3 separate regions of the Mus musculus genome follow, and regions 1 and 3 are each linked to region 2. The links are chromatin loops, found by intact Hi-C in ENCODE. Cell type or tissue: gastrocnemius. All regions are shown on one strand. Each heading gives the region's core, and the rest is flanking DNA. Links, peaks and the distances in the headings are about the cores only. Region 1 overlaps Kat2b (K(lysine) acetyltransferase 2B). Region 2 holds the start of Kat2b (K(lysine) acetyltransferase 2B). Region 3 overlaps Kat2b (K(lysine) acetyltransferase 2B).

The links. A loop is a pair of places that touch in the nucleus more often than their neighbours do. Peaks named below come from ENCODE experiments on the same cell type or tissue, not always from the same donor. Only the 100,000 strongest peaks of a DNase experiment are listed, where the experiment ranks them.
Region 1: it touches region 2 in a loop (2.2-fold over the local background); 9 of 42 quality-filtered maps call a loop at or near these places.
Region 3: it touches region 2 in a loop (3.0-fold over the local background); 4 of 42 quality-filtered maps call a loop at or near these places.

Annotation. Positions count from the first base shown.
Region 1 is chr17:53,645,043-53,655,581 of GRCm38, forward strand. Kat2b (K(lysine) acetyltransferase 2B) reads left to right here. Exons shown (of 18, transcript NM_020005.4): 9 at 3,705-3,841; 10 at 7,980-8,188; 11 at 9,397-9,523. Among named protein-coding and RNA genes, the nearest start is that of Sgo1, 39 kb to the right of the region's middle. In gastrocnemius, for the core only: no CTCF peak of the experiment used is centred there; DNase peaks (open chromatin) are centred at 5,832 and 6,457; H3K27ac peaks cover 1,372 bases.
Region 2 is chr17:53,562,100-53,572,638 of GRCm38, forward strand. It overlaps Kat2b (K(lysine) acetyltransferase 2B), which reads left to right and starts at 4,872. Exons shown (of 18, transcript NM_020005.4): 1 at 4,872-5,479. The coding sequence starts at 5,231. In gastrocnemius, for the core only: CTCF peaks have their summits at 4,866 and 5,868; DNase peaks (open chromatin) are centred at 4,243, 4,615, 4,998, 5,381 and 3 more places; H3K4me3 peaks cover 4,626 bases; H3K27ac peaks cover 4,818 bases.
Region 3 is chr17:53,627,180-53,637,718 of GRCm38, forward strand. It overlaps Kat2b (K(lysine) acetyltransferase 2B), which reads left to right. Exons shown (of 18, transcript NM_020005.4): 4 at 2,145-2,237; 5 at 5,358-5,539. Among named protein-coding and RNA genes, the nearest start is that of Sgo1, 57 kb to the right of the region's middle. In gastrocnemius, for the core only: no CTCF peak of the experiment used is centred there; no DNase peak of the experiment used is centred there.

The DNA.
Region 1 (10,539 bases), core at 1,550-9,549, 83 kb after region 2:
TGTGGTTGCTGGGACTTGAACTCAGAACCTCCAGAAAAGCAATTGGTGCTCTTAACCACTGAGCCATCTCCCCAGCCCATAACTATAAAAACTTACAGCACCCATGAGATATATCCTTTGGTGGTGGTCAAATTTCTGCTAGTCTCATTCACTTTTGCCTGGGCTTACTCAAAACTCTGTGGCTTGGCTAAAGCATTTAAAGGGGAAGCAGCTTTCTTTCATGTGTATCTCCTTCTCTGGGGATGTTGTCCTGTACACATGTTCTTGAGACAGTAGCATCACCATAGGTCATTCTGAGATATGCAGTGTTGTCTATAGGAAACTGTTTCTAGCCAGAAACCCTTGCAGTGCACTAAGTAAATCCATTTTCTTTCTCAAAACAAAAGAAATAATCAGTGTCTTGAGGTGAAGACTGCCTTTTTCTGGTACCCCAAATCACATGGTTCCACTTGGAGTCGCATCGCAGCAGGGGAGAAATGAAGGGATGCTGCTGGCAAGTCCTGTGGGAAAGATTTCAAAGTTACATGCAAATCATGGAACATGATGACTTCTTGGCCAAAAAAAATCTTAAGATAATCTATGCTTATCTTCAAAACCAACCTTCATAGAATTGGTACAATTGGAAGGAAAGCCATCTATGAAGCCTTTCTTATAGATGATGTACTTTGTAGTATTCTGTTTTTTTTTTTTTAAAGTTAGTGAGTACAGTGTGAAAGTGTGTTAATGAGCTTCATATTTGAGGAACAAATTGCATTTGGACATTGAAAAGTTACTATTTTCTTCTTTTTTTAAGTGAACAACCCCTCAGGTATTTCTGTGTAGTGCTGCTGTCCTAGAAATTGCTATACAGACCAGGCTGCCCTCAAACTCACAGAGATCTACCTACTTTGTCAGTGTTAGGATTAAAGGCATGCGGTACCATGCCTGCTTTCAAATTACTATTCGTATTTTTATTCAGTTATTGGATTGGGGATGTAGCTCAATGGTGGAGTGCTTGCCTGGAACGTATAAAGCTCTGGGTTCTAGCCTCAACAATACATGTGTGCACACACATATACACACACAAACACACAGATGTGTGCACACATGAGTGAACACACAATGCTTGCACCAGATTAAAAAAATAGATGCAGGTAATAATAGTAAAAGGAAAAGAAAGCCAGAAAAATCAAATGTGAGTATGGAAAGGAGAAAAGGTCATAACAAGGTGGGTGTGGTAATGCTAACTATAATCCCAGCAGTTAGGAGGCTGAGCTCAGAGGATTTCAGGACTGACTTTGTTTTTATAGTATGTCAAATGCCAGACGTGGTTACATCAGACATGGACATAAGAAGGCAATAGAAAAAGCTACCATGTTCTACAATTTTCAGGAGGAACATAGGAGAATGTTCTCTGTGCCTTTGCATACTTTTCTCAGCCAGGGCCTTGCTGGCCTTGTGAAGTGTCATTTTTAAGGGAGAGGAATCCAAACCCCACCCTCCCAAATTACGACATGTGAGTGTTAAAGTGGACCATTTTGTAATGAGAAAAGAAAATTTACTGTTTAAAATTTATTTATTTAACTTTATAATTTTCCATTGTGCATGTATGGTATACATGTGAGTGTGTGTGGTACACATGTGTGTGGAGCTCTAAGACTGATGTTAGGAATCTTCCTCTCCCGGTGTCGGTGGCAGTGCATGCCTTTAAATCCAACCCTTGGGAGGCAGAGGCAGGCACATCTCTGAGTTCAAAGCCTGCCTTGTTTACAGAGCATGCTTCAGGACAGCCAGGGCAACACAGAGAAATCCTGTTTCAAACAACAGACAGACAAACAAACAAGAAACTCAAACAAAACAAAAAGAATCTTCCTTGATCACTTTCCACATTATTCCCTGAGGCCAAATATTTCAATTGAACCCAAAGCTTACAGAGAAAGGCTGGTCTAGCTAGCCAGCTTTCTGTAGAGATATTGGCCTCCTCCTCCTCCTCCTTCCAAGGGCTGGAATTAGAAGTCGGTCAGCATGACTGCCTGGCTTTTGTGGGTGCTAAGGATCTGACTTTTGAGTCACACATTTGGAAGGCAAGTCATTTTACCATAGCCATCTCCTCAGTGTTTTTATTAAAGCAAAACATTTTACTGGTATTTTTCAAATATATAAAAAGGTACCTAAATATAATATACGAGCATGCATATGAACACCTGTTGTATAATGTGTAGATGGAGGTAAATAATTAGATCAACCAGCATTGAAGGTTTGAAAAACAAACTTGGCCGGGCGTGGTGGTGCACATCTTTAATCCCAGCACTTGGGAGGCAGAAGCAGGCGGATTTCTGAGTTCGAGGTCAGCCTGGTCTACAGAGTGAGTTCCAGGACAGCCAGGGCTACACAGAGAAACCCTGTCTCGAAAAACCAAAAAAAAAAAAAAAAAAAAAAAAGGAAAAAGAAAAACAAACCTTCTTAATTTATATATCAAGCAGACAAAATGTCCTCCAGGCCTGGGTTGCTGGATGCTCAGGGATTATTCTACCCCCAGCATTGGGAAACACAGATTCTTGCTAGGAAGAAATTAGAGATTTAATAACAACAACCAACACATTCTATTTGAGGCGATTAAAACAGTCTTTGACATCTATGATCATAGAAATGTATTACAGTTTTGAATTCACTGTGTAGTCAAGGAAGACCTTGAGCTCCCAATCCTCCAATAAATAACAGAAACCAAGCTCTATGTCAAAAAACAAACAACAAACAACAAACGAACAAACAAATAAACAAACATAAAAACCAAACCCATATGTTTAGGCTTGGAAAGATGGCCCAGTGTTTCAAAGCCCTGGCTGTTCTTGCAGAGGACCCGTGCTTGGTTCCTAGTACCCATGTCAGACAGCTCCCAGTTACCTGGAACTCCAGTTCCAGACAGGATCTGACATCCTCATACAGACATGCATGCAGGCAAAATAGCAATGTATACAACATAAAAGTAAATAAAAAATTAAGACAAAGAAACATGCTTTAATAACTCATATGTCAGGTTGAAAGTCATCTTAGAAAATAAGCAATCTTTAAGATGGATCTGGAATTGGCAGTGGTGGTGATCTCCCTTCTCTTCCACCACCACTTTTTTCCCTCCTGAGACAGCCATTAGTGCTATTAGAAAATTAGTAGGGAGACCAGTGTGAAAATGTACATCTATTATCCCAGCTTTCGGAAGATAGAAGCAGGAGTATTACCACCAGTTTGAAGCTAACCCGAGCCATACACATACACATACACATACACATACACATACACATACACATACACATACACATACACATACACATACACACACACACACACACACACACACATATACACATACATATACACATACACATACACACACACACACATACACATACACACACACACACACATATATATGTGTGTGTGTGTGTCTAATACTAATAGTCTAATACTATATATATATGTATATGTGTATATATGTATATTATATATGTGTGTGTCTGTGTAATATTGATGGTCTAATACTATATATATGTATACACACACACACACCCACACACACCCATATATATAGTATTAGACCATCCAGGGATACATGGCAAGACATTTTCTCACTCCACATCTCCTCCCCAAGTACATTAGATCCATCAGTATGTATTTCCATTTCAAACCATCCATTTTTTTTCTTTTGCCTTTTATTTTGAACATCACAGGAGAAAAGAGGAAAATGAACAACTCTCATGCTCCCGAGGAGGCCAAGAGATCTCGAGTGATGGGGGATATTCCCGTGGAATTGATCAATGAGGTCATGTCTACCATCACAGACCCTGCAGGGATGCTTGGACCAGAGGTCAGCAGGGTGAACAAGGCACCTTCTGGTCTCCCTGCCACACTAGCTGTCACAGATGAGGGTGGGGTGCTGAGAACACACTGCTGGTCACCTGTAACCTAGAGGCCACTATAGGGAGGTCAGGAGTGGCTAACCAAGATGTGGTTCCCTTTGATAAATATCAATTACAGGGGCACAAACTACAGTTTCAAGTAGTTGGGAACGTTTCCATAGTGAAGAATTTCAAGCTTCCACCAGCAATGCAAAAGACAAAACAAAAGAAAACAAAAGAAAACGAAACACCCATGGACTGTGTTGTGCTGAGAAGCGTCAGTGATTACCTCCTTTTTTCCTTTCTTGACCTCCTTTTCCTCTCCTGTGAACCTTTTAGAATCATTGCAGAGTCCGAAACAGATATAATAATACATCACACCTAGTGCATCTGCCTGTGTCTCATAGGAAAGCAATTCTCTTATATAATCACGTGAGTTAGCACTCAGGAAATTTAACTTCATTATAAGGTTCTCTGGTTTAGGGTTGGCAGACTGTAGCCTACCAGTCATGTCTGCTGCTCAGCTTGTGGGCTAAGGAATTGGGTGTCAGCTTCTTACTCGCTAGGAGTGAAGGTGTCCAGCGTCGTAGGCTGGAAATCGCTTTTCTGGGCTGTGTTAATTGCTAACCATTGCGCATAGCAGGAAAATGGAATCACTGAGGCTTGGAATGTGTGTCTTGCAAAAAAAAAAAAAAAAGTTCATCTCTTGACTTTTCAGTGGAAAGTTTGCTGACTTATGGCCTAATTTTCAACCTCTAGGTCCAGTGACCATCTGACCAATTTATGCTATTCATAATATGCGTTATTGTTGGAGGCTCAGTTAAGAACCAAGCATAGAATTCAGTATTCATTTCTTCATCTTTTTATCTTCCTTCTCTCTGTCTCTGTCTCTCTCCTTCCTCCCTCCCTGCCTGCCTCCCTGCCTCCTTCCTTCCTTCCTTCCTTCCTTCCTTCCTTCCTTCCTTCCTTCCTTTCCTTCTCTCTCTCTCTCTCTCTCTCTTTCTTTCTTTCTTTTTTTTTTCCTGGACTGGTCTCATGTAGTCTAGGCTGATCTTGGACTATCTATATAGCCAGGATTAATGACCTTGAACCACCTTGCTAGGTTCATGTGGTGGTGGGGATCAAGTCAAGGGCTTGTTATATGCCATATTCCATACCTCCGAGCCATATCCCCGGCTCCTTAGTCTCCTTTAAAGCCATTCTCCAGGCCTTTTCTCTTCTCTTACAATGCTGTCTTTGTTGAGGAACTTTGTTAGCAAATTATGCATAATATCTCAGTGTGGATCTGTGTAATAGTTTAGGTCAATGCAGGTAAAACATTTTGGTTGAAAGTCTGCTCTCATCTTATTGTAAGACATCCAGGAACAGGGAGGCTCAAGACGTTTCCAGGAAATGAACACATGACTTGGGTAGTAGTGTATAAACAACTTCTATCTTTTTGGTGTGGCTTTGCTAGATTAAATCAGTAAGTTTCATACTGCTCTGTTTTTGTGACTCTTTTATTAATGTCAAAGATCATTTGGAGGATTGAGTGTTGCAACAGAACCATCTCATAAAATTCATTCCTTCTGGACTGACTATCCAGTCTGTGGGGACCTAAAGCTGACCTTCTGTGTATTGGCTTTAGGGGTTTCGTAACTTCATACATGAGCCAGAGCTTGGCCTGCTCAGATGAAAAGTGGGGAGGCAGTCTCCCATTTCACAATCTGTTGCTGTAGTTAATAGTGTATCAGCATGCCCAAGAAAGCTGCTACAGTTTTAGACATTTTTGTAAGCTAGTTTTTAAATATCTTGGTCACTTGAAATATCTACCACAGTGATACCCAGTCACCTAGACAACTAGCCAGAGACCTCAAAGCTAGTGCTATAGTTAGGATTTTTCTTCCCAGCAGAGCTGTTTGTCAAAGATTTCCTTGCCCAGCATGAGGTGGATTAAAGCATGGGGTGCTGGCTCTAGGCCATGTAGCCTGCTGTGAGTTTTAAGTCTGGATCAATAGATACTTCTAGAAAGAAAAGTGTCTTCCCAAAAGAGGCACTAAGAATATAAATATGACTGCTGCTCTATTTCAAGAATTTGGAACCTGTTATCTTAATGGTCTTTAATTTATTATTATTATTATTATTATTTTCATTGCTTCTATGTTATTAATATGTTGTGTGAGTGACTCACTCATGCATCGAGGCTAGGGGACAACTTTCACAAGTCAGTTCTCTCCTTTAGTTGTGGATTCTGGGCCTCAAACCGAAGTCATCAGTTTTGTGCAGTGAACACTCTTACCTGATAATGCATCTTATTGGTTCTCTCTTAAAAATGAACACTGATTTATTTAATGTGCTTGTGTGTGTATGTGTTCATGCACCAGTGGAGACACCCAGGCCATGGTGTAAATATGGAGGTTAGAGGCCAGTGTGAGGGGATTCATTTTCACCTTCCGTCAGATGGGTCTTTGTCCAGGTATTGAACTTAGGTTCTCGGGTTTTGTATCAAGCACCCTACCTGCTGTGCCACCTGACTGCTCCCCCAATTCAAAAATTTTTATATTTATTTTTATTTATTTATGGCATATATCTGAGTACATGCCATGTATGTGTGGCTGCCCATAGAAGCCAGAAAGGGGCACTGGGTCCCCTGGAGCTGGAGTTGCAGGCGGTTGTGAGCCTCCCAATATGGGGGCTTGAAACCAAGCCTGCGTTCCCTGTAGACCAGCAGGCACTGTGAACTGCTGATCTTTTCCTCAAGCTCCGCTACCCTCCTTAGAGTTGGAAGATCATGCTCCGTATTCTATACTAGTGTGTCTGTGTCTGCTTATAGGCTACAGTAGCAACTGAATAGGAGAGAGGGGGTACACATGATTAAAAATATCTTATTTTATTGTTTAAATTACCTGTACATGTATATCTGTGTGGAATTATGTACATGTGCCCAAGGAGGCCAGAGGAGGGTGTCAGACTCTCAGGACTGGAGTTACAGGCAGTTGTGAGCCACCAAGTGTGTGTATTTTGTAGGACCCACACTTGGGTCCTCTCAAAGAGCAGTGCATGCTCTTAACCAAGGAGCCAGCTTTCTAACACCGCCCTAAAATATTGTCTTAAAGATAACTTTTGCGTTGATACATATGTTCACATGAGCATGGCAGGACATCGGTGCCCATGCATGGCAGATTCTCTCTCAAAACAAAAACAAACAAACAAACAAACCAAAACCCCACATAACTTGTTTGTTGATTAGTCTCAGTAGTCAGCTTGCACTACTGCTGGCCACCAGATCCACTTGAAATCCTAGGCTCTGGGGATCTGCACTCTGGTCCTCAAGTTATGCAGCAAGTGCTTTAGTTGGTGTGCTATCTCCTCAGCTCTTCTAAAATATTTTCTACAGGTTCTCTTACAAAACGATTTTCCTAATCAGAAGTGATATATATATTTCCTGTCCCTGGGCAAGCTGAGGTAGGAAGATTTTAGTTCAAGGCCAGCTTATACTACAGAGCAAGACCCTGTCTCAGAACAACAACCAAAAGTTTTCTGATGCCTAACCCATATAAAATATAATGCACATGCACTTATTAACTTTTCATAATGCTAATTTATCTACTTAATTCATCCACTTACTTTTGTGTGCGTGGTTTCCCATGCCTGTGTGTGCATCAGGGCCAGAAGAGGGTATTCAGTATCTTCCCCTACAACTTTCCTTCAAGCCTTTTGAGACGGGGCCTCAACCTAGGGCTTCAGCTTATTTTCTTGGTTAGGTTGGAAGCCAGCAAGCCCTAGTGACCCTTCTGTCTATGCCTTCATTGGAGCTGGGGTTACAAGTGTGCAAAAGGATGCTCGTGGCTTGTTCTATGGATACTGGGATTCCAAACTCCAGTCTGTCTGATTATATAGTAAACTTTTTTAACTGCTGATTCACCTATCTAACCTACTTAATTCACATTTCTATTTTGTCTTCATAACTTGTGGGATGTGGATGCACAGGGGCTCTTGTGCATATGTGTTTAAGACCCAGAAATTCACATCAGAGTCTTATCAGAACATGGAAAGAGTTCATATTATCCAGTCCACCACTTTCAAAGAAAAGCCCTTTGTAATCTATTCTTGTCTTCTGGATCCCAGACCAATTTTCTGTCAGCCCATTCGGCCAGAGATGAGGCGGCACGGCTGGAAGAACGCAGGGGTGTCATTGAATTCCACGTGGTGGGCAACTCCCTGAACCAGAAACCAAACAAGAAGATCCTGATGTGGCTCGTGGGCCTCCAGAATGTGTTTTCCCACCAGCTGCCCAGAATGCCCAAAGAGTACATCACACGGCTCGTCTTTGACCCGTAAGTTCAACTCATTCTTCCTTAGTTCCTCTCCAGTCCAAGGACGAACTGTTTATTTAGACAGTGACATTCAGCCCTTGGAATATAGCTGCCTTCTGTCCTACTGTTGATAGAGAGCCATACTGATATAACTTTCGGGTCAAAATCACTAAGATTAATCTATCAACACTTTTTACATTCTTATTAATAGACTGAAATTTTATAGCCACGAGAGCATAGAAATCCTAGGGTGTCTTACTTCATAGCCCATACATTCTTGGCTTTGTTATATTAACTAGGTACCACTGTAGACCAAGTACCCATAGGTAAGGTTGCACCAAAGTTGTGTTGGATCTTCAGGAGAAGTACAGAGGACAGCACCATATCTGCTATGCCATATACTCTGTAAACCTTGGGAAAACCATTGGGATTTTGGATATGTTAACCTACAAAATCTATGGGTTTAAGGAAAAACAAAACAAAACAACCAAGGATGAGGATGTAGTTCATCGGTAGAGGGCTCACCTAGCATAAACAAAGCCCTAGGTTCAATGCACAATTCTATCAATCAATCAATCAATCAATCAATCAATCAATCAGTCAGTCTGCAAAAAGCATGTATCCTGACAGTAGCAGATGGCAGACAGAGGTTTGAAAGTAAATCTGTGTTTATTGTTAATTTATATATAACAGACCCAACAAACCCAACAACAAGTAAGCAGATGTCTCCAATTGGCTGTATTTTGACCTAGTTAGCGAGACAGCCTATGTGAAATGTGCTCTGTGCACGTGGCAAGTCAGAGTGAGTCAGTCAGGTGAGATTCCACACATGGGGGCTTGACAGTTCCTACATGTGGATGTTATGTTCTTTGATGTAACGTCACTGTCTGTGTAAGTGTGAACTCTTCAGAAATGCAGGCCATCCTTGTGTACAGCTTTGAGCTCTCCCTCCAACCCCTATAGCCCGCTGGACATTGGGCATGCCAGTTTCAGAACCCTTCTAAGCACACACTTATGGGCTCAGGCTCTTCTCAGGGAATACTTTCTTTGCTTTGGTGGGAGCTTTGATGAAGTAGGCTTGCCCTGTAGAGTCCAGGGAAATGGCTGCCTAGCATCTAGATGAAAGAACTTACAACCCATCCCCTTCCAAGCAGGAAGCATCTCCACAAGTGTTTTACGTAACCAAACAAGATAAAACTCTGATTGAACATTATTTTATTTATTTTTAGGAAACACAAAACCCTTGCTTTAATTAAAGATGGCCGTGTCATTGGTGGTATCTGTTTCCGGATGTTTCCATCCCAGGGATTCACAGAGATTGTTTTCTGTGCAGTAACCTCAAATGAACAAGTCAAGGTAAGAGCTGCCCAGGACCTTGGCAGGGAAGCAGGGGTAGGGCTTCTTGCTGCTGCAGAGGAGCATGGGAGTTCCCTCTAGGCTCGGCTCAGAGAAGGCTCAGGATGTGAAGTTCAGGCCTTCCTTCGAAGTTCTCTCCCTGTGTGTATGTGGGCATAGTTCATCAGACTGAATATTTTTAGTAGGGTTGCACAGAGGCTTTGTCTAAGCAGAGCTTGTATCCTGACAGTAGCAGATGGCAGGCAAATCTGTGTTTATTGTTAATTTATATGTAACAGACACAGACAATCAGATGGGACACACACACACACACACACACACACATACACACACACGCACAGAGTATTTAGTTATCTCACACACTTCAACAAGATTCTCATGACCTTGTCTATAAAGAGAAACGAATATTAAGGAAATCCCAAAAGGAGTTGGGTGTGATGGCCCACACACATTTAATCCCAGTGCATAGGAAGGAGAGGTAGGTAGATCTCTGTGAGTTTGAGGCCAGCCTGGTTTACCTATTAAGTCCAGGATAGCCCAGAAGGCCCTGTCTAAAATAGAAACAGACGGAAAGAAGAAGAGTATTTACGTGGACTTGGCTCTGTGCATGCTAAGTTAGCACTTTGCCACACATAGCTGTAACCCTGTTGTTCCTGCATTAGGTTTTGATTTTGCTGAAGTCCTCCTCTGTCCCTCCCATGTTGTCTCTGGCACGGGTCCTCTGTTCCTTTGGCGCTAAGGCTGTGCTTTCTTAGGGTTGCCTGGAATAACCTAGATGTGCTGGGTACAAAGAGCACTTCTCTACACTCTGTCGTATTCTACTCTGTTTTTCTGAGGACACTGTTTCCGTCTTAGAAGGTTTTGCTTTTGGCATTCAACAGACCTTCCTAAAGCTGCCCCTTAATACCATTCTCATGCTGTTGGTGACCCCCACACAGAAAATTATTTTTGCTACTACTTCATAGTTGTAATTTTGCTAGCTATAAATTGTAATATAAATGTAGGATATTTGATAT
Region 2 (10,539 bases), core at 1,779-9,778:
TTTAATGGGGCTACTCCAGTTCCAGGGGATCTGGCACCCTCACACAGACATGCAAGCAGGTAGAATACCAATGTACATAAAATAAAAATAAATAAATGATCTGAAAAGTTAATTTAATAAATTTGTTTTAGTTTTTAAGCAGTCTTGCTATGCAGAACAAGCTGTCCTGGAATTCTCTATGTACAATAGACTGGCTTCAAACTCAAACTTGTTATTGTTTTGAATGAAATTTCTGTAGTGCCGAATGGCCTGGAATTTACTATGTAGACTAGGCTAGCCTTGAGCTAAAAAAAAAAAAAAAAAAAAAATCCATTCCCCCACTTTTGCTTTTCTTCCCCCTAAAGTACCCCCCACCATCACATCTGCCCCTGGATCTCATCATCCCACTTTTTTTTTAAAAAATATTTTTTTAAGATTTTTATTTATTATTGTATCTAAGTACACTGTAGCTGTCTTCAGATGCACCAGAAGAGGGCATCAGATCTCACTATGGGTGGTTGTGAGCCACCATGTGGTTGCTGGGATTTGAACTCAGGACCTTTGGAAGAGCAGTCAGTGCTCTTAACCACTGAGCCATCTCTCCAGCCCCATCATCCCACTTTTGAGATAACATTTACACCCAGTGGTACATACAAATCAAGAGGACCATTCCATCAGTGTAACAAATGGCCAGAAGTGGAACCCAATACCCTTTGTTAATGTCATGATGATCAAACCTGATCAAAATAAAAGAAAAGAAATGTCAGGAAGAAGTTTGATCTGAGTACTACAGTCACTTAGTTATGTTAGAAAGCTGAATAGGCATTAGTAGGCCAATCCATGAGGATAGGCCTCCCCCTCTTCCCTTCTCCTTCACTATAAACCTTGGACTCCATCTTCTATTTACATGGCGATACAACTTTTAATTTAATTAAGTAATTTAACGCTAGGGTCCCATTATGTAGCCCTTGCTGGCTCGTTGCTCATTAGGTAGCCCGGACTGGATTTGAACTTGCTACCATATATGTCTGCTTCCAACATCCTGGGATTACATTTGTGAATTATTACTCCAAGCTACCACAACCATTTTGTAGAAAAGGAAGCATTCCAATTGCCCCTCCTTAGAACTTGAGAAACTAAGAAAGAGTGGAGGGTGGGAGTCGCAGGCTTTGATGAGGCCTATTTTAGAAAGGGCGGTTTCCTCTTCCTAAAGCTGGGCTATTTAATAAGAATTGTTTTAGGCTTATTGATTTTATGGGTGTGCATGTTTTACTTGCATGTAATGTATGCCATATGCATACATGGTACCCGTTAAGGTCAGAAGGAGTGGATCCCTTGGAACTGGAGTTAGGGTGGTTGTGAACTGCTATGTGGGTGGTGGGAATTGAACCTGGGTTCTCAGCAAAAGCAATGAGTGTTCTGAACTGCGGACTGAGATGCCCAAGCTTTTAAATTGTGACTCCATTTCAGGGAACCTGACCTAAGTTTGAACTCAGGGTAAGTTAACAGGCTGGTACTTAGCATTAGTTTCCCAGTTGCCCCCCACGACAAAACCTGAGCCTAGCTGCAGTCTCTAGGCTAAATACCCAACAAGACCAGAGTTTCCAGGTTACACCCCTCAACAAGACCAGTGTCTCCAGATTATTCCCCCAACAAACCTGCACCCCCAGGTCACAAGCCCACCCCTTACCTAACGACCACCAGTGCAGAGGGGAGCAGAAGTTAAGTTTATGATAGGACTCCCAGAACCAGCCAATTATGTTAAAGGGCACAGCAGCTTTCTAATTAGGTGCTTGCACATGAATCCCTGCTTGTTGCTTACTGTAAAGCCTTGCCACATAGACAGTTGAGGCTTCCCCACCACTATAACTGTCTTGCTTGAAGGTGATGTGTTGGGGGCAGGGGAGCTTGCTCAAATAGAATAAAGACCCTGCTGTGAGTTACATCAGATCAACTCCTGTCTGTCTTTTTTGGGATCACTAATATTTCCCTGGCACAACAGACTCTAGCATCAAGTCTGGGTATTTTACATGCTTATTTTTATATTTATTTATTTATTTATTTTTGTTTTTCGAGACAGGGTTTCTCTGTATAGCCCTGGCTGTCCTGGAACTCATTTTGTAGACCAGGCTGGCCTCAAACTCAGAAATCTGCCTGCCTCTGCCTCCCGAGTCCTGAGATTAAAGGCTTTCGACACCATGCCTGGCCATAGATTTTTTTTTTCTTAAAAGATTACATTTAATGTACTATTCGACTTTTTGTTTGTTTGTTTGTTTTTGAGACAAAGAGAGAGAATTAAAGAACTTAGATTTGGCCGGGCAGTGGTGGCACATGCCTTTAATCCCAGCACTTGGGGGGTAGAGGCAGGCAGACTTCTGAGTTCGAGGCCAGCCTGGTCTACAGAGTGAGTTCCAGGACGGCCAGGGCTACACAAAGAAAAACTAAAAAAAAAGGTTACAAATTACTGTCCTCTTCCAACTGGCCCTGTCAAATCACCACAAATCACCATTAGGTGTGCATGCTTTCAATAATCCAAGCTCTCAGAGGGCAGAAGCAGGAAGATATATGTGAGTTCCTGGCCAGCCTGGTCTACAGAGTGAATTCCAGGACAGCCAGGGCTACACAGTGAAACCCTGTCTCGAAAGGCAATAAATATCATCTGGCCAGGTAACCAGTTTTTAGGGAAACTGATATGCCCACAAACACATTAAGGAGATGGGAACATTTTTCAGTCTCTTAAATGAGATAATGTTCTTACATTTACCCATAAGCCCCTCTCGCTGTGCAGCCACTTACAGATCTGGACTGCTAAGCTTGTCTGCCTTTTTTTTCCAAGACAGGGTTTCTCTGTATACCCCTGGCTGTCCTGCAACTCACTTTGTAGACCAGGCTGGCCTCGAACTCTTGTCTGCCTCTTTTTTTTTTTTTTTTTTTTTTTTTTTGGTTTTTCGAGATTGTCTGCCTTTTTGACCTCTTAACTCAAAAGGTGTATCTTTGTTTTCACACCAGTTCTATCCCTTCTTTGGTTTCTGGCCAAGAGCATAAGCATACCACCCCTGGCCCTCGGGGCATTCTCCACTTTTCTCTGAAGGTTATATACATCTCCAAACCACCCTTTTGTACAGCTACTTACACCCCACCTAGGCTCCAAGTGCAGAACAGGCTTACTTTCTGCACTCTAAAAATGAGCCAGTTTTTCTCTTCCTTCTGTTTACCTTTGGGCAGCTGCCAGAATTTACAGTTCACTATAATACAATGGGCCTCAATCTTCCTTCTGAATCCACTTAAAAATTCTTAGATAAAGGACACTAAGAACATATAAGAGAACCTGGATTTCCCCAGTAAGTAATGTTTTAATGACATTATTGTAGAAACTTGAAGAACAAACAACCAGAGGACAGTGATGTAAAACCTGAGCTTTTTCGGGAGGCAGAGGCAGGAGGATTTCTGAGTTCGAGGCCAGCCTGGTCTACAAAGTGAGTTGCAGGACAGCCAGGGCTACACAGAGAAACCCTGTCTTGAGCCCTCCCACCCCCAACAAAACAAAACAAAAAACCCCTGAGCTTTTTTTTTTTTTTTTTTTTTTTTTTTTCCCCAGACAGGATTTCTCTGTGTAGCCCTGGCTGTCCTGCAACTCACTTTGTAGACCAGGCTGACCTCGAACTCAGAAATCCACTTGCCTCTGCCTCCCAAATGCCAGGATTAAAGACATGCTGAGTTCTTTTTTTTTTTTTTTCCTTGTTTCTTTATATACAAGGTTTCACTGTGTAGCCCTAGCTGACCTGGAACTCCTAACAGTAGACCAGAATTCCTCAAACTCACAGAGCCTGGCCAGTCTCTGCTTCTGCAGTTCTGGGGTCAAAGGTGAAGACCACCGCTCCTGGCCTGTTTTTTAATTAATTTAATTAATTTTTGAGGCAAGAGTCTTACTCTATTGAGCTTCCACACTAGGCTAAGGTCAAGCCTAGGTAAGGACTTCAGTTAGATGTAGCCTAGTAAGGCTGCAGTTTCACAGCAGGTGTCACTCCTTTGAGAAGAGACTTCTTTCTCTCTTGGCATTGCATTACTCTGCGTTAAAAGGACACAGAATCTGGCGAAACACATCTTGAGACATAAAATGCAACTTTAAGCATGACTGGTAAGAGTATTTGCAAGGGAAAGCCCATCCCATATGGCTGGAGTTCAGCAGGAGCTACCAAGCTTGCTAGACAACCAATCACAAATTCATTACGACCATTGTCCCACATTGTGACTATGCTTGCTCCGCAGAATTAGGGCACTTGCCAACGGTGCTGACCGGCAATGCAGGGCTATTCAAATCGCTTTAGGAAGGTTGACCCATGTGAAAAAATGAAACAATCTCTTCCTACCATCAGAGCCAGGGACAATAGTTTTGATTTTGAAGTTTAAGTCAAAATCGGAATCACTTTCCTGGACGCTGTCTTTCTGGTTAACTTGAAAACAATAGACACACTAGCAGCTGAAAGTAGCCAACCTCGAGTGAACCCCGTAGGCGGACTAATTTCAAACTTTTTCCATGCGTTTAGTTTTCATTTCGCCGACATGTAATGTTCTCAAACGAACAAGTATTATGTGATACACACACACACACACACACACACACACACACACACACCACACACACACACCATTGAGTCATCTCCCTCCCTCTCTGGTCATATTCGGTTCAGAAACTACCAGGAGAAGACGATGGGGAAGAATTGTTTAAAAAAAAAAAGTTTAACTCAAAGTCAAAAAAAAAAAAAAAAAAAAAAGGAACCCTTCACGCCATGATTTTGGTGAATTAGCAACAAAGAGGAGGATTGGCCGCTGACGGGTACTTCTGGAAAACATTTTTTTTTCCTCTGGCTCCCGCTAGGGTGGAGGAAGTTGGGTCTCGGCGCGGGAGGGTGTCAGGCCCAGGGACGCCAGCAGCGCAGGGCGGCAGGTGCCTGGGCTGCAGCGGCCCGGTCTCGCGGGTCGCCGGTCACCTACGGGCCCTGGCGCTCCCGGCGGGCGGCTACGCTCGCAGCAGCATGCCGGAGGCCCAGGGGAGCAGAGCGCGGCCAAGGCGCTCGGGCCCGCTAGCGTCCTAGCCGCCTGGGGAGGCGCGGGGGCCTGCGATCGCTGGCGGCCGAGTGCGGCGGGGGCGGGGAGGGCGCAGGGCGGCGGCCGGGGGGGGGGGAGGGTCTCGGCTCCGCCACCAGCGCCCGCGGGGACCCTGGCAGCTGCGGGTGACAGTCGGGGCGGCATGGCCGAGGCTGGCGGGGCCGGGTCCCCAGCACTGCCTCCCGCGCCCCCGCACGGTTCCCCCCGGACCCTGGCCACCGCTGCCGGGAGCTCTGCTTCCTGCGGGCCAGCGACCGCGGTGGCCGCGGCGGGCACGGCCGAGGGACCGGGAGGAGGCGGCTCGGCCCGGATCGCCGTGAAGAAGGCGCAGTTGCGCTCTGCTCCGCGGGCGAAGAAGCTGGAGAAACTCGGCGTGTACTCCGCCTGCAAGGTACCCGCTGGGATGAGCACAATCGCGGGGTCACGGGCGGGCTCGGACCCCCCCTCCCCTCCCCCACCCACTCCCAGCTTCCCGCCGGCACCGCGGAAGTGCTGCGTTCTGTGCGCGCGCTCTGCCGCTGCGGCTTGCACAGCATCTCACTGGGACAGGGGTAGGGGGTCTTCTAGATCTGCCGGTGTCCCTCTTCTGGGAAGGATGAGTCTTGGCTTCGGAGCGCTCGGCACTGGGGCTTTTTCTGCTCTGTAGGAGCTCGCGGGAGTCCTTTCACAGGGAGTGTAACTGTGCTTGGTGTGGCAGATCTGTCGGGGTTGGGAAGCAGCTTTTTTGGGGTTGGGGGCATCTTAGCGTGTGTCTCCCCGCGCTCGCCCTCCCCACTGAGCCCCGCTAGGAGGAGCTGGGTTGTGGAGCACCCAGAAGTGTCCTGGAATCCTGGCGCTCTACGGGAGCGAAGGGGCGGAGCGCGGGGTGGGAGGTGGGCACTGCCCCAAGCCCCTGTCCTTTGGCGCCTGGCGGCCTCGGCCGTGCGGCGACAACCCTGTCATTATTGTTATTATTTATTTAGCGAAAGCGGGATCCTGGCCGCTTAGGGTGTAAACAGGGTCTGGCAGGGTGACAGCCCAGGCGGCGAGCGCGTCTGCTCAGTTTGAAGACAGCTTTCTTGCCATTCTCCCTCTTTGGGGACTTTAGGCACCCAGGGCATCCAGCTGTAGAGCACTTGTAGGGGGCTCAGCATCTCCAGGCTGCAGGGGAGAGCGACTCTGCACTGTAGACTGCGGCTTTGTTTTGACTGGGTGACAGCAGAAGTGGGCGGGGACTTGGCCTTGTCAGCCCGGGCGGCCTGTGGTTGGGACCAGGCACTCACTCACTCACACCTCCCGTGTTGCTTGCTGCTCCAGCTTACTACTGTAAAAGGAGTCGCATCCGCAGCATCCAGGTTCTCATTCCTACTCCCCACTGTACAGCCAGGATGGATAAACCTGGTAGATGACTTCCCTTCCGGGACATTCTGGTTGTCGTGTTTTCTGGAGCTTTAAGGACCTTGGGGTCTCAAGCATGCCCTGCCCATTCCTTGTGGTCACCTCCTGTTTATCGATGCAGTCACAGCACCTGCTGTGCCTTCCTGAGAGGGCTCCAGTGCGGTGCCTTATGCACACAAATATGCTTTGGAATCGCTAAAAGCAAAAATCAGGAGGTCTGGGGTGGGGTCTGAGGAGTTACATTTCCAACAAAGCCCCCCAGGAGATGTGAGTGGCAACTGAGAATACTTTCCACGAAGCAAGTATATTACTACTTTTGAATTCTGCAGAGGAGCTGGGAAATACTAACGTCACGTGGTATAGACTAAGGCGTGCAAAAAAAAAAAATTGGAAGTATGTTTCTAAGAAATGGGAAAGGCGAGGGGCTCTACTCCAAAAGCTATTGACTTCCTTAGTTTTACAGTCCTACCAGTCCGACCTACCATCCACCTTAGACAGGACCTCTGGTGTAGCATGCCGGGGAGAGAGTGGCCAACAGAACCCAGAGCAAGTTCAAGGACTTAATAAATAGGCTTGGCCTTTGCAGCTGCTCTAGTCTCATTCAGAAAGCCAGCTATGTAGTCCTGACTTAGTTTTCAGTATTAGCCTGAGTCCCCATCACCAATACCCATCTCCATACTGCCTCCTGTCTGAAAACTTTCCAGTGGTTGTACACATGCATTCTTTTTAACTTTCTCTAGGTCTTCCTATGAAGTCCAGGATGGTCTTGAACTCCTATCTGCCTAGGATTACAGTTCTACCACCATGCTCCTCCCCTGGCCTTCCCAAATACTTTGAATTATTCATTATTATTCAATTATTTGAAACTTCAAGTGTATAACTTGAGAATTTTTTTTTTTTTGGTCATATTTTCTGACAATCTCCTAGGAAAGAAAAACCTGTTATTCTTTCTTCCTGCTTTTGAGAGACTCTGAAATGAAGTTTAGTGTGTGTGGTGTTTGTCTGCGAGTGTCAGAGAGTGTTCATCTCTTCTGTGTGCTCCTTGAGTCATCTCACCAGCCTGAAAGTGTGCCGTCTTATTTGCTGATTTATTTAGCTAATGTTATGAGGATTTCTAACTGGGGCTAGGCATTAAGCCAGGTACCAGGTTTATGGCACTGGGGTCTGTCTTTGTGGAGTTGTTGGAGTATGTGTTCAGATTCTAAGGTAAAGGCAGTAACGCAGTGACAGTGGACTCCAGTGGAGCCTTTTTGGGATGTAGGGCACGGGACTTGGAGAACTCAGTAGCTGTAGATCCAGTAGACGGAGGAAGTGTCATACTGATTTAGAACTTTTGGCCCGTTGGAGTTGGGTGGGGTAGGGTTTCTTGCTGTAAAGAGAAACTGAAAGCAGTTTTGAAAACTTGGAGCTGGGCCAACCAGAGCCTGCCCTCCTTTGCTTGGGGCCTGCTGGAGTGGGGGAGGGGTGAGTGTGGCCTAGTGGGTGTTTGGGAATACTGGACTCCAAACCTGGGAGGGATGTTATCTTAGATTAAAAAAAAAAAGACATTTTATTATGTGCACGTGTGTTCGAGTGCATATGAGTGGTCAGATTATTTTCTTTAAGCCCGGCTGATTGGATTTGATGAGGTTTCTCACATAATCTGTGGCTTTTTTTTTTTTTTTTTCTTTTTTCTCAGCTTGTCTTTGTACTTAAGTTGAGCAAGTCACAAAAGACAGCTGACACTACCTTTGCCAATGACTCTTGAGCCAGTGGGAGGACATCAAGGAAGATGGAAAAAGACAGATCTGGGAAGTCTTAGTTTCCTGGGGACCACTGAAAGAAAACAGAGATCTGACATTTAGACTTTATGAAACCGAAGAAAGAGGGAAGACTCTGTGTGTGACAAACTTGTCTTACAGGATCCAGCCTAGAGCTCTTTGAACTGTTGGTGGTAAAGGTTGCATCAGAGCCACTTGGCTTGTGTGACACTGCCAGAGCGATAAGGGAAGCATAGTCTTGACCTTGGTGACTTCCCATCCTTTTGTTTCCCCTTTCCTGAGTCTATTTTATGTGTCTTCCCTGGCTGACGTCTGTCTCAGGGCTTTGTGGAACAGTTCTCTTTCCACCTCAGGTCTCACACGTTTTTCTCTGGGATCTGAAAGGTCTTCCCTCCTGAAAACTCATTCCCTACCCCGGGGAGGGAGCTTATCACAAGGCTCTCTCGGAGTTTAGTGTTGATCTCACGTGCGCGCACACACACACACACACACACACACACACCCCAAACCCAAACAAAGCCAAACCCCGGGGAGGGAGCTTATCACAAGGCTCTCTCAGAGTTTAGTATTGATCTCACGTGCACACACACACACACACACACACACATACACACACACACACACACACACACACACACACACACACCCCAAACCCAAACAAAGCCAAAAGAGATGCAAAATTTGTTCCCAGATATCTTCTCTTTATTTCCCTACCCAACATTTTCATTAGGAATTAATTACCCAAGTGCCTCCTTCCTGCAAATTTAATCGTTACCACAATAATCAAATTTGATTGTTAATCCTACTGGTTAGAGATTAAGACCACTACCACAATCTTTTTTTTTTTTTTTGCTTTTTTTTTTTTTTTTTTTTTTCAAGACAGGGTTTCTCTGTGTAGCCCTGGCTGACCAACTCACTTTGTAAACCAGGCTGGCCTCGAACTCAGAAATCCGCCTGCCTCTGGCTCCCGAGTGCTGGGATTAAAGGCATGCACCACCACACCCGACTCACAATCCAGTTTTTTAACAACTGTTTTATTTATTTATTTATTTATTTATTTATTTTATGCGAGTACACCGTAGCTGTTTTCAGACACTCCCATTAAAAATGGTTGTGAGCCACCATGTGGTTGCTGGGAATTGAACTCAGGACCTCAGGACCTCTGGAAGAGCAGGCTGTACTCTTAACCTCTGAGCTACCTCTCCAGCCCATTATTTATGTACTTTCCAAATGTTGCCCTCCTTCCCAGTTCCCCCTCCAAGAGTTCTTCGCCCCTCCCCTTTTCAAGCTCTCCCCCCCACCCCTTCCCTGGGCCATAAGTTTCTACAGGTTTAGGTGCATCTTCTCCTACTGAGGCCAGACAAGGCAGTCAGTCCTCTGTTACATATATGCCAGGGGCACAGACCAGCCCATGTATGCTCTTTGGTTGGTGGCTTAGTCTCTGGGAGCTCCCAGGGGTCCGAGTTAGTTGACACTGTTGTTCTTCCTATGCGGTTGCCATCCCCCTCAGCTCCATCAATCCTCCCCCTAACTCTTCCATAGGGTCCCTGATGTCAGCCCAATGGTTGGTTGTAAGTGTCTGCATCTGTCTCAGTCAGCTGCTAGTAGAGCCTCTCAGAGGACAGCCATGCTAGGCTAGGCTCCTGCCATGCTTGTCCTTTGGGGTCTGGGTAACCTCGCTCAGGATGATATTTTCTAGTTCCATCCATTTGATGTCCTTGTTTTTAATAGCTGAATAGTATTCCATTGTGTAAATGAACCACCTTTTCTGTACCCATTCTTTGGTTGAGGGACATCTGGGTTGTTTCCAGCTTCTGGCTATTATGAATAAAGCAGCTTTGACCAGAGTAGAGCAAGTGTCCTTGTCGCTACCACAGTCTTAAGCCAAATTTGAAGCAAGCTTTAATTAAATACTGGCCAAGTCTGTAGAAAAATGGCCATGGATCATATTTTGCAGGGACTTTAAAAGGCACAACTCATAATGCACTGAATTTCCCATCAGATCCAATCAGGGCCAGGCATGTTTTACCTGCCTACATTCCCTCTGGCTTAAATCCAATCAGGCCAAGCATACCTCGTGCCCACATGTGATCTAGTGCAGCTGGTGCAGATGGGTCAACAAACCAACCAACAAACAGCAACCCATTCTTCACTGCAAACAGAACACCCCCCCCACCCCACCCCCACCCCCAGCTGAGGACCGAACCCAGGGCCTTGCATTTGCTAGGCAAGCGCTCTACCTCTGAGCTAAATCCCCAACCCCTGCAAACAGAATTCTTAACCTGCAAGTGTATTTTTCCTGTTTTGGTCTTAC
Region 3 (10,539 bases), core at 854-8,853, 64 kb after region 2:
CAGGATTCTTGTCTTTATCTAAACATTTGCTCTGTAGTTTCCCCTTCTCTTTGTTCATTTGTTTCTTCCTTCTTTCGTTCATTACTTACCTCCCTTCTTCCCTCCCTCCTTCTCTTCTTTACTTATAGTTTCTGCTGTATTAACTGAAGGAGGGGGAAGGAGGATCCATTTTTTTTTCGTTTTTGGGTACTATTGGAAAATCACAGATGGGATGAGTTGGGTGGGTGAGTGAGTCACACAGCATCCGCAGGATAGGCCCCTTAGGTGGCAGCTTGTGGACATAGCTGTGGGGCTGGAGTCATTTGACTCAATCAACCCTGGCAGTTTGTAGCTGGTAGTGCTTCTTTGGAGAAAGATCTTTGTTGAGGGAAAACAAGGGCTGCATAACTTTAGCTGGTGTTTGTCTCGGAGCAAGTGACCCCGCAGTTTTCGTTGCCTTGCAAGTCAAGATGCTGTCAGGCTTTCCATCCTGTTGGCCCTGTGGCTTGCAGCCAGTAGAACAAGCCAGTGAGCATTGGCCCAGGCTGTAGGTCTCTGGCCTTTGCCCTCCCTCATTTCCAAACGACAGGAAAGATATATTTGCTTCTCAAGTCAGAATCTAAGATAGCCAGTGTTCTCTTCTCTCTCAACCATCCCCTTTTCTTTCTTTTCCTGAGACCTGGTCTTTCTATGTAATTCAGGCCAATCTTTTTGTTGTTGTTTGAAAGAGGATCTTTCTGTGTAGCTGTGGCTAGTCTGAAACTCACTAGGTAGCTGGGGCTAGCTGTGAACTTGTAGCAATTCTTATTGCCTCAGCCTCCTGAGTACTGGGATGGGAGCATGAGCCATGGTGCCCAATTTCCAGCTCTATCCCTTTATATTTGAGAAAATAGGTTCACTGTCTCCCAGTTCATATCGATTTACCAAAAAACTAACCATTCAGTGGATCCAGTTCCCAAGGGGCTGAGATAGGAAAGAAGATCTTATCTAACTCTGAAAATAAACACAGGGACTGGGATTTCTTGCTTTTAAAATTCATGACAAATCCCGTTTAGTTTTGTTTTAAGATGGAGTCTCGTGTAGCTTTAAACTCAGCATGTAGCTGAGGATGGCCTAAGCACTCTGATCCTTCTGCCTCCACTTCCGAGGTCTGGGATTCTAGCCAGAGCTACAATTGATTCATGCTTAATCTTTAACACTGCAAACACACAGTGCTTACCTTTATTACAGCACATCGAAAGGATCAGTAACTCCTCCACATCCATAACGTATATGGGCCCCCTAGAAGGTGTTGTGCTCTGAGGGAAATATTCCTCTTTCTGTCCCCTTTTTTTTTCTTTGGAGCCTTTGATTCTCAGGCTGGAATTAGAAGCGGTATATTTGGTTTGTGGGCCCAGAGAACATGCACCTGGCCTCTACAGACAGAGAAGGAGTGGAAAAAGACAGAGGTAGAGAAAGCTCCTTCCAAGCTTCTGAGCCTGCGCTCCTGGCCTTGGCCTTATGTGTGCAGAGTGGAGCCTGCTTTTTCTAGTGTTTAAGACTCTGAGAGCTTCAGCTACCTGTGGTGGCCTCAATGAGTCTCACTGGGCCTCTGGGTCCCTAGCAAGCAAAAATGGGAAAGAAGGGGAAACTGAAGGAGGAGTAGAGTGGTGTGTGTGTGTGTGTGTGTGTGTGTGTGTGTGTGTGTGTGTGTGTGTATGTGTGTGTATTCAGTGCAGGATAGTCCAGACTGCTCAGAATTGAGAGGTTGTTTGGCTCTGTTTAAACGCAAGAAGGCAAGTTTTTGGTATCTAGGAGTTTGAGTATCTGACTTAAAGATTAGTTCTTATATATGTAGCTAAGTTGGTGATTTCTCTTAAAGCTTAGGTATATGTGGGGTAAGGTGGGGGGGAGGAAAGAAATAGATGTAGTATGGGATGTATTTGTATGTGTGACTATGTGTGTACGCATGCGTGCTTTAAATGCTAGATACGGTGGTACATACCTGTAATTCCAGTACTTGGAAAATTGAGGCTGAGAAAGAAGGGCCACGAGTTCAAGGTCAGCCTGGACTACATAGGGAGACCCTGTTTCAAAAAACCAAAACCTGGACCACATAACTACAAACACACCATAAAAAAGCCTTTCAAACTAAAGTTTGTTTTAAAAAAATGATTTCTTTGCAGCTCTTGAGAAAGTCAATTTTACAAAGAGGAAAACCTGTGGTTGAAGGCTCCTTGGAGAAGAAGCCGCCATTTGAGAAGCCCAGTATTGAACAGGTAAGCATATTTAGAGGAGCTCTTTTTTCATGCATTTAAGGCTGAAGGCCCTGCCAGGTTTTGTTTGCTGGGTTCAAACCTGGAACCAGTTAGCCATCATATACCATTAAGATATATTCTAGCCTGAAGATTTTATGCTTCCTTCAACATTTCTATATAGTTCTTGCATCCATCCCCACCCAGCTACAAGATGTTCCTACAAATAGGGGCTGGTGAGATGGCTCAGTGGGTAAGAGCACTGACTGTTCTTTCCAAAGTCCTGAGTTCAAATCTCAGCCACCACATGGTGGCTCACAACCATCTGTAATGGGATCTGATGCCCTCTTCTGTGTCCCATGTACGTGCCTAGTGTCATGAATATTCTGGCTTTTGTCTTTTGGGAGTGTTGTTCACTTAGACTCCACTCTGTATGTAGGAGAATTGAGTAGAACATGTAGTTAGTAAGAACTCATAAAACGTGCCTTTTCATGCTTTTGAGATCTAAAAATGAAGGCTTTGTGTTTATTTATTTATTTATTATTTATTTATTTTTTCCATTTTTTATTAGGTATTTAGCTCATTTACATTTCCAACGCTATACCAAAAGTCCCCCATACCCACCCACCCCCACTCCCCTACCCACCCACTCCCCCTTTTTGGCCCTGGCGTTCCCCTGTACTGGGGCATATAAAGTTTGCGTGTCCAATGGGCCTCTCTTTCCAGTGATGGCCGACTAGGCCATCTTTTGATACATATGCAATACATATGGAGTCAAGAGCTCCAGGGTACTGGTTAGTTCATAATGTTGTTCCACCTATAGGGTTGCAGATCCCTTTAGCTCCTTGGCTACTTTCTCTAGCTCCTCCATTGGGAGCCCTGTGATCCATCCATTAGCTGACTGTGAGCATCCACTTCTGTGTTTGCTAGGCTCCGGCATAGTCTCACAGGAGACAGCTACATCTGGGTCCTTTCAATAAAATCTTGCTAGTGTATGCAATGGTGTCAGCATTTGGATGCTGATTATGGGGTGGATCCCTGGATATGGCAGTCTCTACATGGTCCATCCTTTCATCTCAGCTCCAAACTTTGTCTCTGTAACTCCTTCCATGGGTGTTTTGTTCCCAATTCTAAGGAGGGGCATAGTGTCCACACTTCAGTCTTCATTCTTCTTGAGTTTCATGTGTTTAGCAAATTGTATCTTATATCTTGGGTATCCTAGGTTTGGGGCTAATATCCACTTATCAGTGAGTACATATTGTGTGAGTTCCTTTGTGAATGTGTTACCTCACTCAGGATGATGCCCTCCAGGTCCATCCATTTGGCTAGGAATTTCATAAATTCATTCTTTTTAATAGCTGAGTAGTACTCCATTGTGTAGATATACCACATTTTCTGTATCCATTCCTCTGTTGAGGGGCATCTGGGTTCTTTCCAGCTTCTGGCTATTATAAATAAGGCTGCTATGAACATAGTGGAGCATGTGTCCTTCTTACCAGTTGGGGCATCTTCTGGATATATGCCCAGGAGAGGTATTGCTGGATCCTCCGGTAGTACTATGTCCAGTTTTCTAAGGAACTGCCAGATTGATTTCCAGAGTGGTTGTACAAGCCTGCAATCCCACCAACAATGGAGGAGTGTTCCTCTTTCTCCACATCCACGCCAGCATCTGCTGTCACCTGAATTTTTGATCTTAGCCATTCTGACTGGTGTGAGGTGGAATCTCAGGGTTGTTTTGATTTGCATTTCCCTGATGATTAAGGATGTTGAACATTTTTTCAGGTGCTTCTCTACCATTCGGTATTCCTCAGGTGAGAATTCTTTGTTCAGTTCTGAGCCCCATTTTTTAATGGGGTTATTTGGCTTTGTTTTTTTATTTGGCACTGTCTGAAAAAGCCTATTGAGGAGAGGGAGTTCATTAAAGATGTGGTAAACATTGTAACTTGGTGGGGGTGGAGGTGGGAGTTAATTCTAATTCTAGTGATGTTTCTGTTGCTGTGAAGTACCTGATTTCAGTTGTTGTGATAAAATACCTGATTTCTGTTGTTGTGATAAAAATACCTCATTAAAAAAAAAAAAAAGAAAGAACAGTTTCTGAGAAAGATGTTTCTTCAGTTTACAATCCAGATTGCAGTTCTTCATAACAGGAAGTCACAGTGGCAGGAACTCCAGGAAGCTTATCATATCACATTCACAGTCAAGAGCAGAAAGCAGTGAATTCATTTAGGCTTGCTGTGTTCAGTTTTGTTTACTTATGCTTAAGCAGATCAGAACCTCAGTCATAGGGAATGGTGCTACCCACAGTGGGCTGGCTCATCCCACATCAATAAACTGGATTAAGACCATTCTCTGAAGCCATGCCCAACTCTCTAAGACTGTTTTCCCAGGTGATGACTGTAGGTCAAGTTGACAGCGCTAACCATCACAATATGATACCAGCGTTGTTACAAATACATGACTTTTTGTAAGAATAATTTTTTTCCTCCTCCTCCTCTTCATCTTTGGTTTATTGAGACAGGGTTTCTCTGTATAGCTCTGGCTATCTTGGAACTCACTGTGCAGACCAGGCTGGCCTCAAATTCAGAGATCCATCTGTCTCTGCCTTCCAAGTGCTGACATTAAAGCTGTGCGCCACCACTGCCTGGCTGAGAATATGTTTCCTATTGATTCTAAACTAGGAAGACTTCTTGATCTTTTATGTGATGAGATGGGAATATTTTATAGAAAATTTAAATCAACCTATAACTCTCTCGGAAAAGTACATATTTTGGCGGTTAGTTCAAGATGAGGTAGTGAACTTTTAAAAAATTCACAGACAGAAACAATTATCCCAGAACCTCATTTATTTAAGGGTTTTTTTACCCCTTCCCATGTTTGTCCGGGATTTGCTCTTTGATGCTTCAGATTGAAGTGGGGGCAAAATGATAATTCTGATTTTTTTTATTTTGTAACTTCTTCCACTGTGACCAGAAGGGAGATTTCCCATGGTAGTAGTGGTTCTTTTTAAGCAAAGGGAAAACTTTTTTTTCTCTATTGAGAAATTATCTTTTTTTTTTTTTCTAATAACCACTGAGGTAACTGGCTGTATTCTGAGTTAATATGGTTATCTAGCTTCATTAACATGCTGCATTTCCATCTTTTCAGGGTGTGAACAACTTCGTGCAGTACAAGTTTAGTCACTTGCCATCGAAAGAGAGGCAGACAACGATCGAGCTGGCCAAGATGTTTCTGAACCGCATCAACTACTGGCATCTGGAGGCTCCATCTCAGCGGAGACTACGGTCTCCCAATGATGACATCTCTGGATACAAGGAAAACTACACAAGGTAACTGAGTTCGAATCCTGCAGCCTGGCTCCAAAGAGAACCTTTCAAGGCATGAAATTACTATTCACTTCTGCTCTGCTCAGTGACTCCATTCACTCAGACAGCATGCCTATGCAGTTTAGTTTCAAGTTCTAGTTTTAATTAATTAATTAATTAATTAATAATGTATTTATATTTATTTGTCTCTCTGCCCTGCCATGTATGTGGGGGTTGTAGAAACAGGCTTGTAGGGATCGGCTCTCTCTACCATGTGATACAGAGAAATGTTACCCAGTCCTCAGGTTTGGTGGCAAGAACCATTATCCACTGAGCCATCTTACTAGCCCTGATGATATTTTAGATAAATTAAATTAAATAGGGTTAATTTAACTTCTAGTTTTTATTTCTTCAATGTGGCTACTATGTGATTTACAACATCTACAGGAGCCAAGACACATGCCTTTAAATCCAACATTTGAGAGGCAGAAGCAAGCAGATCTCTGAAAAGACCAGCTTAGTCTACTTTAGTGAGTTCCATATTATATGCTCAACCAATGCTATATAATAAGACACTGTCACAAAGAAAAAAATGTTAGAACATGGCTTATATTTTTTCATTTAACTTTTTGGTTTTAATTTTAATGATTACAATATCATATAGTATATTGACATGAAGGATAAATTAGAAAACAATTCTGCATGTTCATTTTCCAAAATATAAAGGCTTACATTCATCTTCAGTTAAGTAGCTGTGGGAAGAAATTTTATCTCTTTCCATGATATTCATACCATGTATGGACTTGTTTGAGAGAGGGTGCATGTAGCCCGGGTATCCTTGAACTCACTATATAGCCCAGGTGAATTCTGAGATTACAGGTGTGTACCACCAATCCTGTGCTTGTAGCTCTTACTGGAGAAAATTATTGTTTCATCAAGAAAAAAAGGGACAAAAGAGAAAGAAAGAAAGAAAGAAAGAAAGAAAGGAAGGAAGGAAGGAAGGAAGGAAGGAAGAAAGAAGGAAAGAAGGAAAGAAGGAAAGAAGGAAAGAAGGAAAGAAGGAAAGAAGGAAAGAAGGAAAGAAGGAAAGAAGGAAAGAAAGGAAGGTGAATAATTAAAAAAAGAGGTGTGTGCATACCTGTGCTCTGAAGATGCTAAAAGTGGAGGCAGGATGATTGTGAGTTTCAGGCCACAGTCTTTAAGAGGGGGTTTGGAGGTTTGAGGTAGAATGGAAGGAGAAGAAAGAGAATTAAATGTTAAAGAAACACGAGCGATATTGCCAAATTTTAGAAAACAAAGTGAAGCTGGGTGTGGTGGTGTATGCCTTTAATCAAAGCACTTGAGAGGCAGATCTCTGAGTTGGGGGGCAGCCTGAATGAGTTTCCGGACAGCCAGAACTATACAGAGAAACACTGTCTGCAAAAAAAAAACCAAAAACCAAAAAACAAAAAACAAAAAACAAAAAACAAACAAACAAACAAAAAACCCAACCCAAACCAACCAACCAACCAAACCAAACCAAACCCAAATAATTAGTAGAGGGAGGCACTTCGGAACTATCAAGAAATGGTTGGCACATAATAGATACTTAGAGAGTGGCAAAACCAGAAATTGGGCTCTCAGTGGGCTCAGGGCTTGTCTCTGGTCCCACCTTCCTCTATCTGTGTGAGCTGTAGAGCAGCCTTCTCTTTCCTTACTCTCAGCTTCTTGCTCTGTGGAGTTGTATCCTCTGAGAAGTTTGCACTGCTGTCTGGCATAAACCAGTTACAGGGAAGATTTTGGGTTTTGTTTTCACCTGCCTCCCCCACCAGTGCTATCTAGAACACAGTCTGCCAATGTAGGGTTGTCAAGACTAATGGACAGTTGAACGAGAGTGTTGGTATTTGAGTGAGACTTTTGAAGCTGTCATAGTATATGATAGAAACAGGAGAAGAGTCCTTTGGTGCTCAGCTTCCCCCCTGGACCAAAAAGGTGGAGCTAACCATGAGAAGAGAAACCTGCCCAGAGACAGTGGATATGTCCCTGTATGTCCTGGGACCTGTTCATTTCTAGACCAAGAGACTCTGTTTATAATAGGAGGGAATGAAGGTAGATGCATTCACCTCAGCGTCCTCCATCATGCCCTTTGATGAAAGGAAACAGGGAGAAGAACCCAGCAAAGTTGAGGACAATTGGGGAAAAAAAAATAAAACAACAAACAGACCATACTTACAGAACACTATTAACGTAAAAATGAGGCAAGTGGGATTCTCTGTGGTGAATAAAGGTCTGAAGCTTTATTTATTGAAAAAAGTAAAAAGCAACCTGAGATGGCACATGTCTATAATCTTAGTCCCAGGGATGTGATCCCAGGAGGGTCAGGACTGCAAGGCCAGACAGCTACAGGAGACCCCACCTCAAAATACAAAATAAATGAAACGGATTTAACAGAATTGCTTGGCACTCTTATGAGTAAAAGAAAAGGTGTTTTAAGTTTTACATTATTGTTTAGTCAGTTGTGGTAGTTCATGGATCTTGGTGTTTGAGGCTAGCCTGCTCTACACAGCTAGTTCCAGGCCAGCCAGGGCTACGAAAAGAGACCCTATCTCAAAACCAACCAACCAACCAGCCAACCAACCAGATAATTAAATCTTTTATTATGATATTCATAAACCATAATTTTTATAGCAGAAATGCCAGTTTCTTGATTGTCAGATACCTATAATGCATTTTAGACACAAGCTAGCACTGCTTAGATACAGATGTGAAGCCCAGATAGGGGCCACATGTGCAAAATAGTACCTACACTGTATGAATATGTATATATGTATGTATATATCCATATATGTCTGTCTGTCTGTCTGTCTGTCTGTCTGTCTGTCTGTCTGTCTATCTATCTATCTATCTATCTATCTACCTACCTACCTACCTACCTACCTACCTACCTACCTACCTATCTATCTATCTATCTATCTATCTATCTATCTATCTATCATCCATCTATAGAGAGGAGTGAGCTGAGAGAGGAAAACAGAAGTAGTGTAGTGTTTTAAGACTATGAATCTGGGAAGATTGCTCAGTGATTTACTGCACACACTGCTCTTGCAGGGGACTGGTGTTTGGTTCCCAGCACTCATATTAGGTGGCTCATAACCACCTGTGTGTAACTCCAGTTCCAAGGGATCCAACACTGTGTTCCTCCTCAGGCACTAGGCACACATGGTGCATATACATAAATACAGACAAAACGCTATAACATACATAGACTAAAATTTAAAAAGAAGAAAAGGTTGTGGATCAAGGCAGACATAATAACACCAACTCGCTTCTCCCCAAGGAGTGACTCATGCTTGTAACCCCGGTGCTTAGGGGTCTGAGGTAGCAGTTTTGCCATGAGTTCAAAGCCAGGCTACACTACAGAGTAAAGCTGTCTCAAAATATGGGGGTAGGGTGGGACGCAAGCAAAAAGCTTTTTCCTTCTCGTCTACCCATCTTCTTTCTTTCCCTCCCTCTCTTCCCCTTCCCTGGATAGTTCAGATTGGTGTTGAACCTACCATTCTCCTGCCTTGGCCTACCATGTAAGGAGAATTATGGGTGTGTATGATCATGAAAGTCTTCCTGCTAAGAGACACAGCACAGCTCCATTGCCCCCTACATAGGATCGTTTGGGGTCAGATACAGACTGAGGCCCCCTAGGTGTACAGCAGCACGCCATTCATTCCTGCCCTTGCTTCACCTTACCTGTTAGCGTCCTCATTGGATGGAGGAAGGTTTTTATTTTTTATTTTTATTGTTTTGGATAGCAGCCCTGGCCTGGAAGAGGGGGGTTTGTGCAATGACACATTCCCATGGCGTCTCCCATACTTACTGCTACACTCTGGGAATCCCATGATCTCTGCTTACTGCTGTCTCTGGAAGTAGTAGAGTCCACCACATCTGTAGACTGGAAATCCAAGGGACGGTTTCTGAATCTTTTCATTTTCAAGCACTAGCGTTGAAGGAAGTTTTCTAAATTAGATGGCCCCGATGGTCAGCTCGCTGCAGACCTCTGGTCAGGTCAAGCAAACTGGGTTTCTCTTCTATCCCACAGTGCTGAAAGCAGCCTTGACTTTGAGGCTGCAGAGTATACCTAGGTGACAGATGGTCAAAGCTTCTTACTTCCTGCGCCTGACTGGGGTTTGAACAGTCTTAAAGCTCTTTATCTTCCCCCCACAGCTTCGGCAGTAAGAGAGTGTCATCTAGGCAGTTCATTCATTCATTTGTTCATTCTATGTATCATAAAAAAGAAGAAAAGTGTGTGTGTGTGTGTGTGTGTGTGTGTATGTGTGTGTGTGTGTGTGTGCACGTGCATGCGTGTGTGCTTGCATGTATTTGAGAGGAACACAGTATTAATATGTAGCTAGCCCAGACCGGCCACAAACTTACATGATCCTTCTCTCTTGGCCACCTGAATACTGCAATCACAGGGATATGCCATCATGCCTATAGGTATTTTATTAGGTTTTATTACATTTTATTTATGGTGTGTGCGTGAAATGTTGGCAGCAAGTGATTTTTCCCCTTAAGTGACGCCACATAAGGAAATGCCTCTGTTGCCTTTCCTTTTTGTTTCTCACTTATATAGCTTGCTTATTTATTTATTTATTTATTTATTTATTTATTTATTTATTTATTTTCAGTTCTGGGCTCAAATCTAGGACCTTGCTCATGCTAAGTGAGCTTTCTGCCTCTGAGCTACATCCCAAACCCACTTTATATACATACTTTAAATTTTTTTTTTTTTTTTTTTTTTAGTTTTAAGTACTTCAGACTATCTAAATATCTACACCTACCAAATAACTTAAAGAAAGAAATTTTTCCAAGTCTCTGATTAGACAAGGTCCTTTAGGCCAGTGAGATGTGGTATACACATTTTTCAGCTGCTTACTATCAGTCTTTAAAAATAGGCTGTTTCAGATTAGTAGGTCTTCTAATTGAGGTGCTCTATTTGAATCTGACCTTACATGGACAGTGACAGGATTATACCTTACAGTACATCTGATTAT